Regions from separate parts of the Homo sapiens genome. Here region 1 is linked to region 2. The links are chromatin contacts, found by Hi-C or POLR2A ChIA-PET in ENCODE. All regions are on one chromosome and are shown on one strand. The core of a region is the stretch at or near the end of the contact, and the rest is flanking DNA. Distances in the headings are between cores, read along the strand shown. Region 1 overlaps HHAT (hedgehog acyltransferase). Region 2 has its middle 54 kb from the start of SYT14.

Evidence for each region. Hi-C counts contacts between places; a loop is a spot of excess contacts on that map. ChIA-PET counts read pairs that join two places held with the same protein, here RNA polymerase II (POLR2A).
Region 1: a map of chondrocyte shows a loop between it and region 2 (2.1-fold over the local background). The contact joins two enhancer-like sites. A Hi-C loop is called at or near these places in 1 of 168 maps with a recorded cell type or tissue (chondrocyte). POLR2A ChIA-PET finds 5 or more read pairs at or near these places in 1 of 52 experiments (activated T-cell).

What each region holds. Positions count from the first base shown.
Region 1 is chr1:210,390,917-210,396,139 of GRCh38, reverse strand. All of the region lies in intron 4 of HHAT (hedgehog acyltransferase), which reads right to left. Among named protein-coding and RNA genes, the nearest start is that of HHAT, 65 kb to the right of the region's middle. RefSeq lists an enhancer at 2,141-2,435. Within about 2 kb of position 2,364, at least 8 of the 41 ENCODE cell types and tissues checked have a DNase peak (open chromatin) inside an H3K27ac peak, as active enhancers do.
Region 2 is chr1:209,881,988-209,886,596 of GRCh38, reverse strand. No RefSeq gene overlaps it. Among named protein-coding and RNA genes, the nearest start is that of SYT14, 54 kb to the left of the region's middle. Within about 2 kb of position 2,181, at least 7 of the 41 ENCODE cell types and tissues checked have a DNase peak (open chromatin) inside an H3K27ac peak, as active enhancers do.

The sequences.
Region 1 (5,223 bases), core at 1,115-3,614, 510 kb before region 2:
AGTGGAGACAAAGCCAGACTGAACGCTATGGCCTTTTTGATGAGACATAGATCTTACTAACCCTGGTTGACTTAAGCAGGCATCCTTCCCCTCTGCTCCCTGAGTCTACACTGAACCACTCTCAAAATGGGGTCTGACTCTACTTGATAGTCTCCTTAATAGGCTAAACTCCTGCCTTGTTTAGATTACAGTAATGTAAGCCCAGAATCTAGCACAGTGCCTAGCATATATCACGTGTTTCATAACTATTGGATGGAAGGATGGAGAGAATAGTTGCATGGATGGATAGCTGGGTAGATGGATATGCTTTCCCAAGTCTTGGGATTTAACCTTGAGATCATGACTAAGAAAAAACAAGAAAATAGCAGTAAAATGTGGACTTTGGAACCCAATAATGTGAAAACCTACTGTCTTCCAAAGTCTCTACTTGTCCTACTTAACCCCTTATAAACAATGGCTGTTTTGCTAATGTAGGTAGAATGGAAGAGACATTTCACATCTCACTGCCTATTACCTGTTTGCTACTCACAGCATCTCTTAACAACTCCACTTCTGTTGGGGGAAATCTCCAATAGTTAACAACTGATGGGGCACAGGTACCAATCCAGGAAAGTGGATACCTGTTATAGAGGCTTCTATCCATCACCCCAGCAGAGTCTCCCGGGAGAATAACCAGTTGAGCTGGCAGAGCTCCAAGGATTGGTGTCAGTGCCCTTAAGAAAAGACTACAGATTTGCCCTCCTTTCTTTTGAAATCCATACTCTTAACCTTCTTCATAAGGAGTCAGGAAAAACTGCCAGACAATGCCCCTTCTCACACCATCTGTTTCTACTTCAGCTCATTCTGTGCCAAGGGTGCCAAGTGATAATAGGGTATGCCTGGTGGGTTCCCTCCTTAGAGTTTACCTCTGTAGGGAGGAGTGAAAGTGTAGAGCCTTGGTCAGAATTCCTGTTGGCAACATTATCAGACGTCCCTGCCTATTAATTCTTTTTGCACATCTGCCAAGAAACCACTCAATGGGAGCATTATTCGGAAAATAATAAAGGGAATCAATCAATCTTATGTATGACACAATTTATTACATACTACATAATCAATAGCAGCTGCTACTGAAATATATATGTATTATATATATACATACATATGTATATATAATCTCCCCAAACAGAAAAATACAACCCACCCATCCCACAGTCTGAACAACTGCATCCCATTTCCTGGGAGCAAAGGCCAGCAGGCCCACGTAAAAGGAATTTCATCCCTCCTTAGACATGCACTGATGGAGGTAGAAGGGGCTGATTCCAGGAAAACCATTAGCACATGAGATTTCTATTCAGTGGATAGATTTGGGACTGTCCTGGAAAAGAACCCTGCTCCCTGCAGCCTTCCAGAGGTTGGTTAACTCATCTCACTCAGCACCATGGGTCAGGCTTCTCAGCCCTTTGCATTACCTGCGCCTGATGAGCTCAGCCTGTCAGTCAATTGCTAATGATGTGGGTTCTCCCGTCAGAGGCACAGTGAGAACCCGGCTCTGTGGTTAGCAACAGCACCCACCCTCAACCCTACACCAGGCCAGTCTTCTCAAAAAGTTCACACGGGGGTATTTTTTGGTTCTGAGGGCAGAGAACACAATGTCTCAGGTGGTAGTGAGGCCACAGTTGGCGTTCATGAAAGGAGGCAACTGTCTGACCCGTGACATCCAATCCAATCATAACAAATGCACAGCCAAAGCTGAAAGCCATGATTCAGCCTTCCCTCCAGGGGCACTGGCTCCTGATGAAGTCTCACCAAAACCCAAAGAGAGAGCCTTATCCAGGGAAAGGGTGTTTAACTGAGCCAAGGAACTCAGTGGAAAGTTTTATTTCTTACCATGGCAAAAAAAAAAAAAAAAAAAAAAAAAAAAAAAAAAAGATAGATCATGCTTTTGAAAATAAAAATAACCTGTCACCTCTCCATGGGAGGAGGTGGAATGAGCCAAGGAAGAGACGAGATTAGATAGTAGATAAAGGAGGAGGCTAGAATCCTTCAGGGCTTAAGGCTACAACAGCAAGAATTGCTAAAGCCTGTCCCTGCATAGTGTTGCCTATAGTTTAGGATGCCTCAGAGAATGGGGAGAAAAAAGGACAACTGCAGCCTAAATCTTCCACTCTGAGTAAGTACCAAAAACAACTACCCGAATTAAGGCCATCTGGAACACTTAGTCCAGGTGGTGAAAGCAGAGAGCTAATGAGGCCAACGCTGTGGTTCATACTTATGTAAGGGCCAAGCAAACTCAGACAAAGAAAGCACTGTGCCCCAGCCACAGGCAGAACCCGGCCCACCAGCTGTCTCACAAATCAAACCCGTGGTCACCCAGAGGATGAGAGAGGCACATACAGAGGGAGATGACTCAGTGCTCACTCTGCCTCATTCCAAGAAAAATGCAAAGGAATACCTCCTACTGATATTGGATAAGATGTGCTCTGCAGAGAAGAAGCCTAGTCCACCTGTCCACCCCTGCCTGGTAACAAGATGCAGAAAGGTGAAATAAGTAAACTCCATTTCCTTCAAGCCACAGCTCAAAAGCCACCTTCTCGGAGGCCTGCTCTGAGACCAGAACGGCAGGTGAGACCTACACCTTCTCCCATAGTAACGTGCCCAGCCAACAACATCAGGTACAGAAGAGTGAGCAGTATTTGCTTTCCTAACTTCCCACTCAACTGTGACTCCCCAAGGGAAGGGGCTGTGTTTCTCAATCCTTTCCCCCAGGACCCAAGACAAGCTTGAAAAGACCATCAGTATGGGAACATTGGTATGGATGCTAGACATGGCCTATGCCCTTGAGGATTTTGGAATCTCAAGACCGTCACCTCCATTCTTGAACACCATAAACTGCTCCCAGGAGCAAATGCCAGCAGATGACAGCAGCAGACACCATCTATTGGGCTGTCCTCATGTGCAAGCATAACTCTGAAAAACATTTGATTATCAGACCCTCTCCACAACTCCACGAAGCCAGCAGTGCCATCCTGCTTGCACAACTGTGGAAGCAGCCTTAGAGATATTCAGGAACTTGTTTAAGGTTACACAGCTTGAGAGTGGCCAATGCAGGGATTGACCCTAGTGCTCTCAACCACACCAAATACTGCCTCCCACGAGAGGAGAAGCAAGAACTCAAAGGTACAAGCAAATAAAATGAAGGGACATCTATATCCTAATATAGCTAGATTTCTGCCAATGTCAGGTGCGAAACAGGAGCTGAACGTGGAGGAGGTTTGGAAAGAGGGAGGGGCATCTAATCAGGAACAGGTTATTAATATCAGTCATGCATTCTCAACAAGGGTTGTATCTCCTATAAACGAGGTGGGGTGGGGCAGATTTTGTAGGCTAGACCTAAGGATAGAATGGAAATTAAAATTAGTAATGACTGGGCATGGTGGCTCACGCCTGTTATCCCAGCACTTTGTAAAGCAGAGGTGGGAGGATCGCTTGAAGCTAGGAGTTTGAGACCAGCAAGACTCTATCTCTATTATTTTTTTAATAATTTAACATTTGTAGAAGATTAGTACTATATTTTATCTAAGTTTTAGGTTACTTGTCAGTTATCAGGGGCTAGAAAACCTTACTCCTTATGCATAAAGCACAGACATACGCACAGTACATGAAGAGATATAAACAGGATATCTGTAGTATTAAAATTTCACAGAGGAGAGATGATCAGGGAAAAAAATTATCTAGAAAGGTGCCCTGGGGACAATACTGAAAAAAATTTAAGAAACACTGATCTACAGGAAGCAAACAAGGAGGAACAAGAACAAGGGTGAGAGGCAAAGGAGACCCATCAGAGGAGGCCATGTGGGTCCTGATGTGTATGGCCCAGAGACGTGGGGAGGACAGATGAAAAACACAGTGTCCCCAGGGCAACTCCCACCTTTCCTTCTGCCCATCATTTCATTCTTCCATGTGTTCAGTTAAAAATATATGAAATATCCGGCCAGGTGCAGTAGCTCATGCCTGTAATCCCAGCACTTTGGGATGCTGAAATGGGAGGATCACTTGAGGCCAAGAGTTTAAGACCAGTCTGGGCAATACAGCAAGATCTCGTCTCTACAAAAAGTTTTTAAAATTAGCCAGGTGTGGTGTCACAGCCTGTAGTCCAAGCTACTCGGGAGCTGAGGCAGGAGGATTGCTTGAACCCAGGAGTTGGAGGTTACAGTGAGCCATGATTACACCACTGCACTCCAGCCTGGGCAACACAATGAGATCCTGTCTGTAAAGGGGGGAAAAAAAAATCACATAGCACTGGTGGCTGTAGGGTAGGCCCCTCTTTGGCTTTACTATATAATGTGTTACTAAGTAGTTATACAAATACATATTCAACACCCTTTCTGTATGAGTTCAGGCAGCTAACACTGATATCAGGGGATTTTTGTTTTGTTTTTGCCAAACTAGAAAGCATAGAATGTTATCTTATTGTAGTTTTAAGATGCATTTGTTTGATTACTAATGAATTTAACATTTTTTCATGTTTATTCATCATTTATGTTTCCTTTTCTACAAATTCCTCTTCATATCTTGTACCATTTTTCTATTGAGTGATTTTGTCTTTTTTATGAAATTTATTCCATATGCCAATCCTTTGTCAGTTTGCAAATTACTTCTCCACTAGTGACTTGCCTTTCCACTTTTCTATTGTGTCATTAGATAAAAAGTTTTTAATTTTAGCGTAGTTAAATTTATCAGTGTTTTCCTCTATAATTTGCACTTTTTGTGTCTTGTATAAAAAAATCTCTGTCTGTGCCAACATCAATATTCTATGTCATATTTTCTAAAAGTTTAATACTTTTGATTTTCATTTTAACTCCTTAATTCATCTTGAAAATTACTGTGAGATAAGTATATGTATACTTTCTAGTTTGACAAAAGTAGATCTTGTTTTTATTGCTTTTCAACTTAATTTCCATAATTATTAATCCATAATTAAAAGTCAAAAAACAATAGATATTGGTGTAAATGTGGTAAAAAGGGAACACTTTCACACTACTGGTAGAAGTGTAAATTAGTACAACCACTATAGAAAACAGTATAGGAATTCCTTAAGGAACTAAAAGTAAAACTACCATTTGATCCAGCAATCCCACTACTGGGTATCTACCCAAAGGAAAAGAAGTCATTATATGAAAAAGGCACATGCACTTGCATGTTTATAGCAGCCTAATTTGCAATTGCAAAGATATGAAACCA
Region 2 (4,609 bases), core at 932-3,431:
TCCTTCTCCCTCCCCTATTCCCTTCTCTTTTTTCTTCTGATCTATTTTATCTTTTTCCTCTTTTTCTTTTTCCCAACTGAGTTAAAACATGCAGAAGCCTTTTTACACTGAAAAGCTATGAAAATATAAGAGACTGTTATCAATATTCTCTTTTCTCTGTATCAGTGGTTCTCAACTGGGGGCAATTTTGCCTCTCAGGGGACATTTGGCAATGACTGAAGACATTTTTGGTTGTCACAGCTGGAAGGGGATAATACTGGCATCTAGTGGGTAAAGACCAGGAATGCTGCTATCATACAATGCACACAGTAACCACCCCCTCCTCAAGAAAAATAATTATCCAGCCCCAAACGTTGCTCTGTACCTGAGGTCTGGCAGTGACCACTGCAGCACTGCTGAGTTTTACCAGGGGCTCTAGTTTAAGGCAGGGAGGATAGGCTTGTTTAATCAGAAGTCAAACCACTATAGATGGAGGCATTTAAGGAATCTGAAATTTTTGCAATGGGTGGTTTTTCATATGCAAATACAATAACACTTATAAACCACTTACTATGTGCCAGGCATTTTTAAAAAATACTTTACATATACAACACAGTTAATCCTCCCAACCATCCTTTCAGATAGAAACTAACAACTGCGCATAGGAAGTAGGTGGCCAAGCAAGAAAACTAACCCAGAAAGTCTAGCCCTCAAGCCACAGTCTTAAGACACTTCATCCTATTGCCCAATATAGCAACGGTGACACTCCCAAAATGTCACCAGTATGGCCTATGCCTTTCCTGGTTTTTCCACAGAAGCCTGGATAATAAAACTCCATTCATACTTTCTCATTAAGGCTTGCTTTTCTTATGCTACTCTTAATTTTTCAGTGACTAGTTGGGGTACTCTTCTGTGACCATGAAATAGATATTTTTCTCTTTGCAAAACTAATTGACTGGCCTCAGTAGCAAGATAACTGTTTTGTGCCTCAGTTTCCTCATCTGTAGAATGAAAATATTAATGACGTCATGAACTTTTAGGAGGGTTTAAATGAGTTAATACAGTGCTCTTCAACAGAGTTCGTAGACTTGCGCCAGTTGGTGAAGGTTTGTTACTAGTCTACGGGGAGATACGTATAGCAACTAAGAGTAAGGATTTAGAAACTTTTATAGCATTTTGACAATTTGATGTCTCTTACAGCTAATAGTTAAAAAAGGAAAAAATTGAGCTTGAATTTTGCATGTTTTAATTTTTTTTTCACTTTTGTAGTAATTTATTTTTATTGAATTCCACAAAAGCATTTGTCCATGACACATTGGAAATTTAAAAAACAAATACTGGCTCATTATCACAGCACAAGAAGCATTAAGTTAACATACGTAAAACACTTGAAGCAGCTCCTGGCACTTAGTCAGTGCTTAATAAATGTTAGCTAATAACAATAATAGCACTATATTCTAACAAAATGAGCTATCTGTCCCAAAGATGTACGTTCCTGAGATTTATCTTCTATGTCATTCTAAGTTCATCTTCAATTCTATTAAATCTCTTTCCTACAGTGTGAGCCATTAAAAGAAGTGCTACTCTACTCCTTACCCATTAATCATACATTATCAGACACTAAATATTTTAACAGCCAGTGTCTGCCATTGGTCTCAAGGGGAATATAACCAGCATAACACATAGTGATTGTGGTTGTTCTTCTGCCACAGAAGGTGACGTAGTCTTACACAGTGCCCCAGCTGCTAAGGAATCAGTCTCCCTGACTCACCCTCACGTGGGGAGCCTGCTTACTCACCCTAGCCTCACTGCCCTTCTAAGGCTCCTCCCAGGAGGAGGTCCAGAGTCCCTTTCTAAAGAAACTACACTATTTAACAGTCTAGGAATTCTTGGATCACCCAGGTTAGTCCTCAGTTTCCTTTAATCAGGCATTGGAGGCTCATATTGCAAATAAAGCAAATTCCTGGGTAACAGAAATATTAGTATCAAAATGGCTATATTTCTCCTGATATTATTGGCTGCCTATAAGTGTTCACGTAGTGGATCAATGAAAGGGGTGGGAGAAGCAAAAAGAAAAACCCAATTCATGCAAGACAGTCTAGTGCATCTGAGCGGGCTTCTCACCGACTTCCTTGGACTGCATATTTTCCTCCCTCCCTCTGACTCACTCCATGCAACCAATTTTTCTTTCCTCCTTTGAACTAACAACATTAGACTCATATCAGTTTCTCTTCTGAAACCCCAGTGGGTCTACAAGATCATGGGCAGGCACGTCCTGACTCTAGCTAGCTTCATTGTTCCTCCAGATTAATGTTGCCACTATACCCTTTGACTTAAGAATCTCTTGAGAATGTCACAATGTCCTTTAGGATAACCAAAAGCACAAAGGATTGGAATCACAACACAAAGGTCTAATACAGCTTTTTTGAATACTCACTTGTCTCATCAGGCCACTTACTAAACTAAAACTTTCTCTGGAACAGTATTATTTGGGTCCTTTCTCCAATATGTTTTCATCTTGACTGGGAGTTAGAGCTCCTTGGAGAGGGAGAACACAGGGCTCACACATTTTCTCTTTATTGGTGCTCCAAGGGAGGTCCTCTTACCTGCTTAACCATTCACATGATGATAAAATCTCTTTGCCCCAGAGGAACAAGACTGGATTTCTTTTGTTAAAATCTCATTAAAGACTGCTTCAGCCTGTAATAATTTGTTAATAGATGGCAGTGCTATTTGGCTGCGATTGGGTTTTCTTTCATTTCTTCTCAAGCAGGTCTCATAATTGTTGTCTTATCTCCAAGGCATTTTGGTTGTCACTGAAGTGTAACAGATGCTGTAGCCACTGCAAACCACTGGGTGAGCATCCCACATTATCTGTGAGGAAAGAGATGCCTCATTAGTTTCCTTCCTTTCATTTTTTTCCTTTTTAAGCTGCTCTCTAGTCAGCTAAAAAAGCTGGCTCTTTTTCTCAAACCAGGCCAGATTCCCAGATATTTTCCTGCTCAGTGATTTGAGTTAAACCTATCTGCCAAGGACCTCTCTCTCTCTCTCTCTCTGGTTGCATTTTACACAAAACCACTAAAGCAAGCAGTTTAGATTTTTTTTTTTTAAAGTATTTTCTGAGTGTCCATCCACATGGCAACAACTAAAGCATTTTCAGAGGCATGTGACAGGGTCTGTCTGAGGATGGAGAGGTCTGAAACCTCATGAGTCACTCTGGGAATCACATGAAATCATGGAGATAGAAGTGTTTTATAAACTGTAGCCTACAGAGATGGAGGATCACAAAGTGGTTTGGAGTACCCTGGGTTCTGGCTGAATTGTGGAAGACTCCAGTCCAGTGTCCTGAAGCTTCAATAGAGGCAGGAAGTACTTTTACTCAACCCCGTATCCACTAGGCTGTGAATTCCCTTTATAAAATATAAAACAGTGTGGGGGAGGAAGGAATGGGTTGTATGTCTTTGTTTTCCTGCTGCACCTGTCAATCTGCTCCTGCCACCAATCAGAATGCAAGCCTGACTGCTGAATCCCATGGTCATCTCTCCAACAGTTTCGAAGGTAAAATCTCCTTCTGATAATTTGATAGAAAAGAAATGGAATTCTATAAATGCTATTAATAATGATAACATCAATAGCTAACATTTACCAAACACCCTTTGCCAGGCACCATATTAATATTTTTATTTCTCACAACCTTATGAGACAGGTATTATTATTTCCACTTTTAAAATTTGTTGCCAACAATTTCATGTGAATACCAATGCTTCTATTTTTAAAATGAGGAAACTAAGGGTTAATTGATGAGGTAACATTTGAACCTAAGAATTCTGACTCCAGAAGCTGCTTCTTTATTTAAGCACTTTAAATGAGCTATGCTAAGCTGTATTCTATTTATATTAGAAATAGAGGGTCAGCCCACCTTCATTATGCCAAACCACCATAATGGTCCTTAGATTGGGAAGGCAGTTGAATTGTCCTGAGTTTTTGGCCATGTGTTTTACAGTTATTGTTCTACCCCAAATCTAACTTCAGACCTACTTGCCAAGGAGAGTGACTCTCTTGACAAAAGTGACTTAGTGACATTGGGGTCAGTGGGTAGCAGGGAGGTAGGGAGAGTGGTTGACCTGGAGCATGGCAAGGGGGCAGTGGGGCGAGGCAGGTGGACAGCTTCCCCAGAGATAAGGTCAGAGGGTTCAGCAGAGACATTTCGTGGGCTACCTCATAGGACATTCAAAGAAGCTCAGATTATATGCCAAGGGCAAAGAGGAGTCCACTGTCGGGTTTTAATCAGGAGGATAACAATCATATCTGCCTTATGGGAGCCATTCTTTGGTAGGATTACAAAAGAATTATTAGAGACAGGCAAGCCCAGAGGGTGAGCTTACTACCAGAGCAGAGCAAGAGACAAGGAGGCCCTAAATTGGATTAGGGAAAGAGGACTGTGTCTAGAAGAAGGAAGGGGTCAGTAACAGAGGTGTTAAAAAGATATAAGATTTTGTAAGTAGATTTGAGGGTCTGGAGAGGAAGAAGTTGTCTGGGAAGATTTCCAGGTGTAGGGTTTAAGTGATTAGGTGGATGCCTGAAGCCAATATAAATAATTCAGGTGGAAGAGCAGACTGTAGGGGAAGTC